Linked DNA regions of Homo sapiens: regions 1 and 2 are each linked to region 3. Evidence: chromatin loops called from intact Hi-C (ENCODE). Cell type or tissue: Caco-2. All regions are shown on one strand.

Region 1 (2,500 bases), 390 kb after region 3:
GCAGGTCTTTCATGGGGATATTGGAGATTGATTTATTTAGTAAAGTTAAAACTGGAAGAAAGACTTAAAGAGGCTTCCAGAGAGTGTGATATGGGTATTAGATAACTGCACAGAATTGCATGATTCTTCACTGAAAAAGTTTGCTGTGTGTATTAGTCACTATTTATTTATCTTATTGTATATTCTTTAGTCATGATGATAAATGTTCTTTTTTTTTTTTAAGTCCTAGAAAGAACACCTTACAGATTTATAACTGGATCTTAGAAAGATGAGCTTAAATAATTTTAGGTACAAAATTCATAGATTCTAAAGGCTTTTAGAACTGAGCAGTTTTACTAATATATTAAGTGGGGTTTACTTAGCCCTGTTTCACAGTATTTTTTTCAGGAGATAACATTTCCCAATAATCAAATACTTTCCTAAATCAGTATCTGACTAAAGAATTAGACCAAGTTTTCCACATCCCAGAATTGGCTTGAAGGAAAGGTGATGATTTTTCTTAGCAGCCTCAGATGTCCTTTCATGGCCAGGCTTTGGATCCAATTAGAAAGCAGAGCTTTACTGAGTACTGTTTTTGAGAATTATAAACAGAGAAGTATGTAAAAGGTGTGTTACCATTTTTTCCTCATTAAGGTTTTATCATGGATTCATCCTGAAAGTCAAGCCACAATCACTCGGTGTAGCCAGCCCATGGTTGGAGTGAGTGGAAAGCGAAGCAAAGAAGATGAAAAATACCTTCAAGCTATCATGGATTCCAATGCCCAGTCTCACAAAATCTTTATATTTGATGCCCGGCCAAGTGTTAATGCTGTTGCCAACAAGGTCAGATGGTCTCTTAGTAATTATAATTATGGTTTCATGAATCAGCTGAGTTTGGCAGGGCCACAGTGTAGTAAAAAGAGCTCAGGCTCTACAGTGGTAAACATATAGGTTCTTGTCTTGGCTCTTCAACTTGATGGTGTGATTTTGAGTTAGTTATTTAACCTCTTTAGACCTCAATTTGTTTATTGGTAAAAATGAGAATAATAATAGTTAACAGTGTTGTTTTGGGAGCAAAAATCATTTAATAAAAAATAATGCATAAACTTTTGCTTACTTACATAATAACTAGGTGTTCAGTTATTCTTAGCTTCCCACTTCTCCAAAGTTGACAACTAACTGAGCTTATGACTCACTGAAGTCCCTGTATAGTACTGCTCTAGGAATAGCGAACTAGTGTTCTCGGTGACTAGTGGTGCCCTCTTCTGACCGTCCTCCACCTGAACAAGTTATTCAGACTGAAGAATTGGCAGTTAGCTGTAGCTGATTGTTCCAGCAGAATAAATATTAGCATTGTGGAAATTGAAATTTTGGTTCAGTTGACCAAATCTATAGGAGGAGGGAAGGAGAGAGAAGACATAACTACAGCAGCAGGTACCATTACTGAAAAGCGCTCATCTTTTCAAGTGTACATTTCAGTGCTTTTAGTATATTCACAAAGTTGTACAACCATGCCACTACCTGAATCCAGGGCATTTTTATTCTATGTGTTTCGGTGACAGGTTCTGTATAGTTGTTACCACTGCTGTCTTTCTAGAATGTTGCAACAAATTTGAATTGAAAGTTCCTGTCTTATTCCCACTCTTCAGAAGTAATCTTTAACAGGTATCCCTTGAAATACTGTAAATTCTATAATTGTGCCAAACGATTTCCCAGACTCTCAGTGTCAGAAAGGAAGCTGAACTTCTGTTCTTTCAGTAGTTTGTTGCTGGTTATGAGTTGGTGGTTTTGTTGTTTCAAAGGTGTGGGTCATATAATCACTTAATTTTGTATAATTTACTGCTCCAGTATTTTCCTAATTTGTTTCTATTAGGGCTCTAAGAAGTATAATTTTACACGAGTTAGGTAGGAGATAGAATATTTTATTCATGAAATATAAAAAGATTAAGTCCAGAAAAATAAGGTTCTTCTTTCTAGCCATAGCTTATTTTGAACACCAAATATTTTCTCATTCTATTTTGTAGATGTAGATTTAAGTCTTTGAGAACATTGATGATGATAGCATTCTGTGCTTTTATCCTTGTTCTGTCTTTTTATTTAAAGAGAATTATGTGGTTAAAAAAGAAGCAGGTCATTTTGATTGCAAAGAGTTTATTTCTCAGATATGAAGATTAAAATGAGGTGAAGAGGCAGGGAGGTGAAGAAGCATAGGTGAACCAGACATGTGGTCTCAGCACATGAAACTTACAGTCTGGTAATTTCAGTATATATGAAAGGAAGTCATCTGTAAGAACTTATGTTTGGGTAGGACTTGGCGTATGGGCTGGGAAAATTTAGTGCTTTACAGTGTTTAAATACCTTCCTATGTGTTTCATATTTAATTTTAATAATGGCCATATGGGCAAGTCAGACTACGTATATATTCATTTTGTAAAGAAGAACACAAGAAAGCGAGTGGTTGTGCTAAATAAGTTGTCCTGAGCCATCCACATTTTCCTGTGGAGTTTTCCTTGTCTCCAGT
Region 2 (2,500 bases), 98 kb after region 3:
TTACACAGAGATTTCATCTAATCCTCAAAGTAAACTATGATATGGTGTGATCAGCTCACACAGTTGAAGATGCTGAAGGTCAAAAATGTTAGACAACAGACTCATAACAGCTGGCAGGTGATATATCTTAGATTTGGACTCAGCCCTTTCTGACTCTGAGTCCCATGGTTTGTCCCCTGTCCTGCCTCCCCGATTCACTGCTAATAGCAATATTGTATACAATTCTTAAAAATCATTTCAACTATGAGCAAGTAGTGAGTACATATAGCCAGACTGGCCCTGAGCATGGTTTCTCATTTTCTCTTGTCAAAACCTACCAGATCTCATGGCCTGCTCAAGGATCCCAAGAGATGGAATTCCTTATAAGAAACCTATCTGGTTTCCTTCAAATAGTTAAGCTCCTGCTACCAATAATATTATAAAAATTATATCCTGAGGGTGCTCTTATGTAAGATACCATGCTACCACAATGATATGGATATATAAACCTTTTCCCTCACTTTGTGGTTATAGGAGTAGATTGAAAATCATCCATATTTTATGTGATCATACTGCATGTCACAATGTTTGTGTGTGGCACACACACGTGTAAGTATACAATTTTTTTTTTTGAGACGGAGTCTTGCTCTGTCACCCAGGCTGGAGTGAGGTGGCATGATCTTGGTTCACTGCAACCTCCGCCTCCCAGGTTCAAGCAATTCTCCTGCCTCAGCCTCCCTAGTAGCTGGGATTACAGGCACCCACCACCATGCCCGGCTAATTTTTTGTATTTTTAGTAGAGACGGGGTTTCGCCATGTTGGCCAGGCTGGTCTCGAACTCCTGACCTCAGGTGATCCGCCTGCCTTGGCCTCCCAAAGTACTGGGATTACAAGCATGAGCCACCACGCCCGAACAAGTATACAATTTTTAAAAGCCCTCACACATCATGATTTTATCAGGACAGTCCCTTTAATAACTTAGGAAACTGTTAGAGGATTTATTTTAACACAACAAGTAACAGGTTACACAGCTAATAAGTGAAAGAGACAGGACCAGAACCCACACGTCTTAACACCTAGACAAATATTTCTTCCACTGTGCCAGGCAGTTGAAAATTCCCAGCCTTATCATGTGCTCTTCATCTTTTCCCTAAAAATTCACAAGGCAGCATGATGTTATCTGACTTATCACTCACTGTAAATATTTTAGCATTTAAATGAGGAGGCAGAGTAAAGAGAAAAATGTTTCTGTAGAGATTTTTGCAGAGATAGAGAGTTCTTGGTCTCCATCCAAGGATCTTGAGCGTTTAATGAGACTACTGTCCACGAGTTGGTACAGGGTTTAGCAATATCATGGTAGCTATTTGGCGGCTCATGGTCTTCCTCAAGGTCTCCAAAGGGAAAACAGGAAGCAAGGCTTAGTTCTAACAGAAGCTGGACTCTGGTCTTAGCCCTAAATAAAGCATGCCACCTCTCTGAGCTTCAGTTTCACTATTTTTAAAATGAAGGTAATAATTCCTGTTTGCCCAACCCACAGACTTGTTTTTGAGAGTCCAGTGAGGTAATGCATGTGAAACTTCCTTGAAAACCATTAGTATTAAATGCCATACAAATGTAGGGATTATTATTAATATTATTAATGGATCACAAAGATTCCATAGCACTGAGAAAATGATGAAATGAAAATAATCCAATGCATTGGAAGTTGATCAGGGCAGCCTTCACTCCAAATTACCTTTGACTTGTCCCCTGTCACTCCCTAGAATCTAAAATGAGGAAAGTCATTTCTCTTCCACGGGATTTGTATAAGAGTGAAACAAAATGTCTGTGAAATACCTAGAGTAGTACTTGGTATATATCTGGCCTCTTTTCTAAAACTTCCCGAGATGAAACCCTATCTCTCATCAGATAGCCTGCCAGATGATCTAACACAGGATAGCAAGTATTCTTATTATTTGTTACTGTTTCTATTATTCTCAATTTAAACCACTTCCTATAATTTCACAGTAAAAACAGAGCCATTCATCAGATAATAAGCCCAGTGGTCTCTCTCTTCTAATCTTCTAAGGTCAGCTACATGGAGGGGAAGGGGGCAGGTAGCACAAATATCTGAGGAATTATATAGGGATTGAGGGCCCTAAATCCATGAAAAAGAGCTGATTAATTCCTCTACATATGGTTGAACAGAACCCACTTCTACCACTTACTCTATTCGTCCCAACCTGCCTCCCTCTTCTCCCCTCATTCTTGGCTTACTGGAAGATTTAACCATAGCTAAGCATGCTAGTCAGCAATGGATTATAGACACTGAGTTTCTTTCTCAATAAGCATTCTTAACTACATTATAAAAATTCTTCTCTAGATGTACGTATTTGTTTAAAGTCCTTTGAGACTCTAATTAATGTTACTCAGCATCTTCCCAGCAATGTGATCCCAGTTGCTAATTGTTTTACCTGGTTAGTAAAAGGTCTTATCAGTTAGGCTGCAGAATTGAGACGAGAACTCCCAGCTCTGAATAAAA
Region 3 (2,500 bases):
GTCTTTCCAAATAATACACATTTCATGTTGGATGGCATGGGTGTGTGGGTGATTGGATGCATGGATGGACAGACAGACGGATAGATGGATGAATGGGTGGATGGTTGAATAGTGTGTGATTGCTCTGAGAGTCCAGGTGCTGGGTTCAAGTCACAGCTTTGTTAACTCACTCCCTGGCCTATAGCAAATGAATGATACAAACCTCTGTTTCTTCAATGTAATCATAGTTCTGTAGAGTCGTAGGGGTGAAATGAAATAATGCATGTAAAGAACTTTGTGTTATAATTGGCACATAGTGCTCAGAAATGTTAGCTATTATTAATATAATAAAACAATAATCGATATATATGGCTATAACCATATAAACCATTTTTAATTTAAGGATGAATAATTACAACGTGTAGATATCATGAATGCATTGATTGTAATACACTTCAGAATACCAGTAATTTTCTAATCATTAGAGTTTAAGCTCTTCTATCCATATATTAGAAGTGTAACAACCACAAGCTTCCTTATCTACTTATAGAATTGCAAGCATAGCTTACATATGAAAACGTTCTTACACGTCATAATAGGGCAGCCAGTTGTATTAAGCACCTTGTCTTATTAAGATACCATTGTTGTGTGCAGTCAAATGTTTGTAGTTTCTTGGTAAGTGCCCTTAAGGCAGATGTCTTACCCTCCAGGGAGACACTGAGGCTCTCAAAAGGGGTAATAATATTTCAAAACATCTGGAACACGGTTTGAGCCATTAGGCCGCACAGCCCCAAGTTTTTATTAATTTGTACTCCAGACTTCACTAGAGGAAAAAGCAGCACGATTTTTAGGCGAAGGAATAAGCCACTTGAGGTCCGCCTCTGAATCAGTTTCACAAAGAAAAGTCCATCAGTGCAGAGGAAGGCCAGCGGACCTGAGTACCTATGTCGTGGTTAAAGAAGGATGACTGGGCCGGGCGCGGTGGCTCACGCCAGTAATCCCAGCACTTTGGGAGGCCAAGATGGGCGGATCACGACAAACCATCCTGACTAACACGGTGAAACCCTTTCTCTACTAAAAATACAAAAAATTAGCCAGGCGTGGTGGCGTGCGCCTGTAGTCCCAGCTACTCGGAAGGCTGAGGCAGGAGAATGGCATGAACCTGGGAGGCGGAGCTTGCAGTGAGACAACATCGCGCCACTGCACTCCAGCCTGGGCGACAAAGCGAGACTCCGTCTCAAAAAAAAAAAAAAAAGAAAAAGAAGGATGACTGTTCAGAAGGCACTTTCAGCTTTTCTCATAGTTTTAACATGTGGGTCTTCCTTCTTGGAGGTATGGGAAAAACAGTCTAAGCCTGATGAGAAAAGGCTGTGGATTTCTCAGGTGATGGCTCTCGCGAGGTCTGAGCCGCGCGGCTGGGGTCTGGCTCCGCGCGTGCCTGGACACGCACAGATTGTTTTGAACTTGAGCAACGCCTCCTGCTAGCTTTCCACCCGATTTCTGTCTGTTCAGAGCTGGCCTCCTCTAGCAGGAAGTGCCTGCCGTTTAAGGAGTGCAGGCAATTCCCGACAGCCAACCCCGCCTCCCCCGCCTCCTTGCTCTGCTTCCTTCTCATTGGTCTGGAGGCCGGCCGGGCCTTATCCTCGCATTTTTAAAATGTCTTCTTTTGTCAGCTTGAGGTTTTCCAGAATTTAAAAGCGGAAAGGAAGAGAGAAGGACAAGGAAGCTATAAAAGACACATTAAATAAACTCTACTGGGAACAAGTGTGTGTGTGTGTAAGAGAGAATGTAACTTTTGCAAGGGAAGTTGGTAGATTGCTTATTATTTTAACAAAGAGGGGGTGTGTGTGTATGTGTATGTGTGTGTGTGTGTGTCCCTGAACTGGAGAAGCAGATGTTTAAAGGAGGCAGCAGGAAGCAGTTCTGACAAATGAAAGGATTTTTGATTGAATTCATGAGCTAAAGTTTCCTGCCAGTAATGCATTCAACCCTAGGCTACATAAAAGAAAAACCTATATAATTGAGGTTTAATTGCTTAACTTTTAAACATGCAACCAGAACAGGCAAGTGTAGCTTCCACAGGTAAACCTAAGTGATGCTGTAAGCTGATTTGGGGTTATTATTTATTGGCACTTCATAAAATTATGATCCTTTCCCCTTTATCATGCTCCTGCTTTTTCAGTGCTTGAGTGCCAGAGTCTATCCCTTATTGTCTGTGTAAGTTAAAATCCTTGGTGCACACTTTTTTTTTCTCTTTAAGCTGTTTCGTGAGCAGGTGCAGATGGCTTTCATGAACTGAGCCAAATGAAATGCTCTGTTTCAGCCTGCAGAAACTAAAGTTTTTAAAAACGGAACAACTGTTTTGTGCTGTACCTATAATTCAACTGGAAAATGTTTTCCCCCTTTTATGATGAAAACTGCCATCTCTGTTTCTCTTACTGAATCTGGTTTATTTACAGCCTTAAGGAAATCTTGTCACTAAAATCCACCCTCACCACTCCTCCAGTATTTTTCAGTCTGA

Evidence for each region. Hi-C counts contacts between places; a loop is a spot of excess contacts. Peaks named below come from ENCODE experiments on the same cell type or tissue, not always from the same donor. Only the 100,000 strongest peaks of a DNase experiment are listed, where the experiment ranks them.
Region 1: a loop joins it to region 3, with 7 times the contacts of the local background. A loop is called at or near these places in 10 of 110 quality-filtered maps.
Region 2: it touches region 3 in a loop (4-fold over the local background); 10 of 110 quality-filtered maps call a loop at or near these places.

The regions. Positions count from the first base shown.
Region 1 is chr11:95,847,996-95,850,495 of GRCh38, reverse strand. It overlaps MTMR2 (myotubularin related protein 2), which reads left to right. Exons shown (of 15, transcript NM_016156.6): 9 at 634-822. Among named protein-coding and RNA genes, the nearest start is that of CEP57, 59 kb to the right of the region's middle. In Caco-2, a CTCF peak has its summit at 1,254 (motif pointing left); a DNase peak (open chromatin) is centred at 1,235.
Region 2 is chr11:96,144,120-96,146,619 of GRCh38, reverse strand. All of the region lies in intron 1 of MAML2 (mastermind like transcriptional coactivator 2), which reads left to right. Among named protein-coding and RNA genes, the nearest start is that of MIR1260B, 200 kb to the left of the region's middle. In Caco-2, no CTCF peak of the experiment used is centred here; a DNase peak (open chromatin) is centred at 1,031.
Region 3 is chr11:96,242,390-96,244,889 of GRCh38, reverse strand. The region is part of intron 1 of MAML2 (mastermind like transcriptional coactivator 2); the gene reads left to right. Among named protein-coding and RNA genes, the nearest start is that of MIR1260B, 98 kb to the left of the region's middle. RefSeq lists an enhancer at 1,194-1,343. In Caco-2, no CTCF peak of the experiment used is centred here; a DNase peak (open chromatin) is centred at 1,519; H3K4me3 peaks cover 1,701 bases.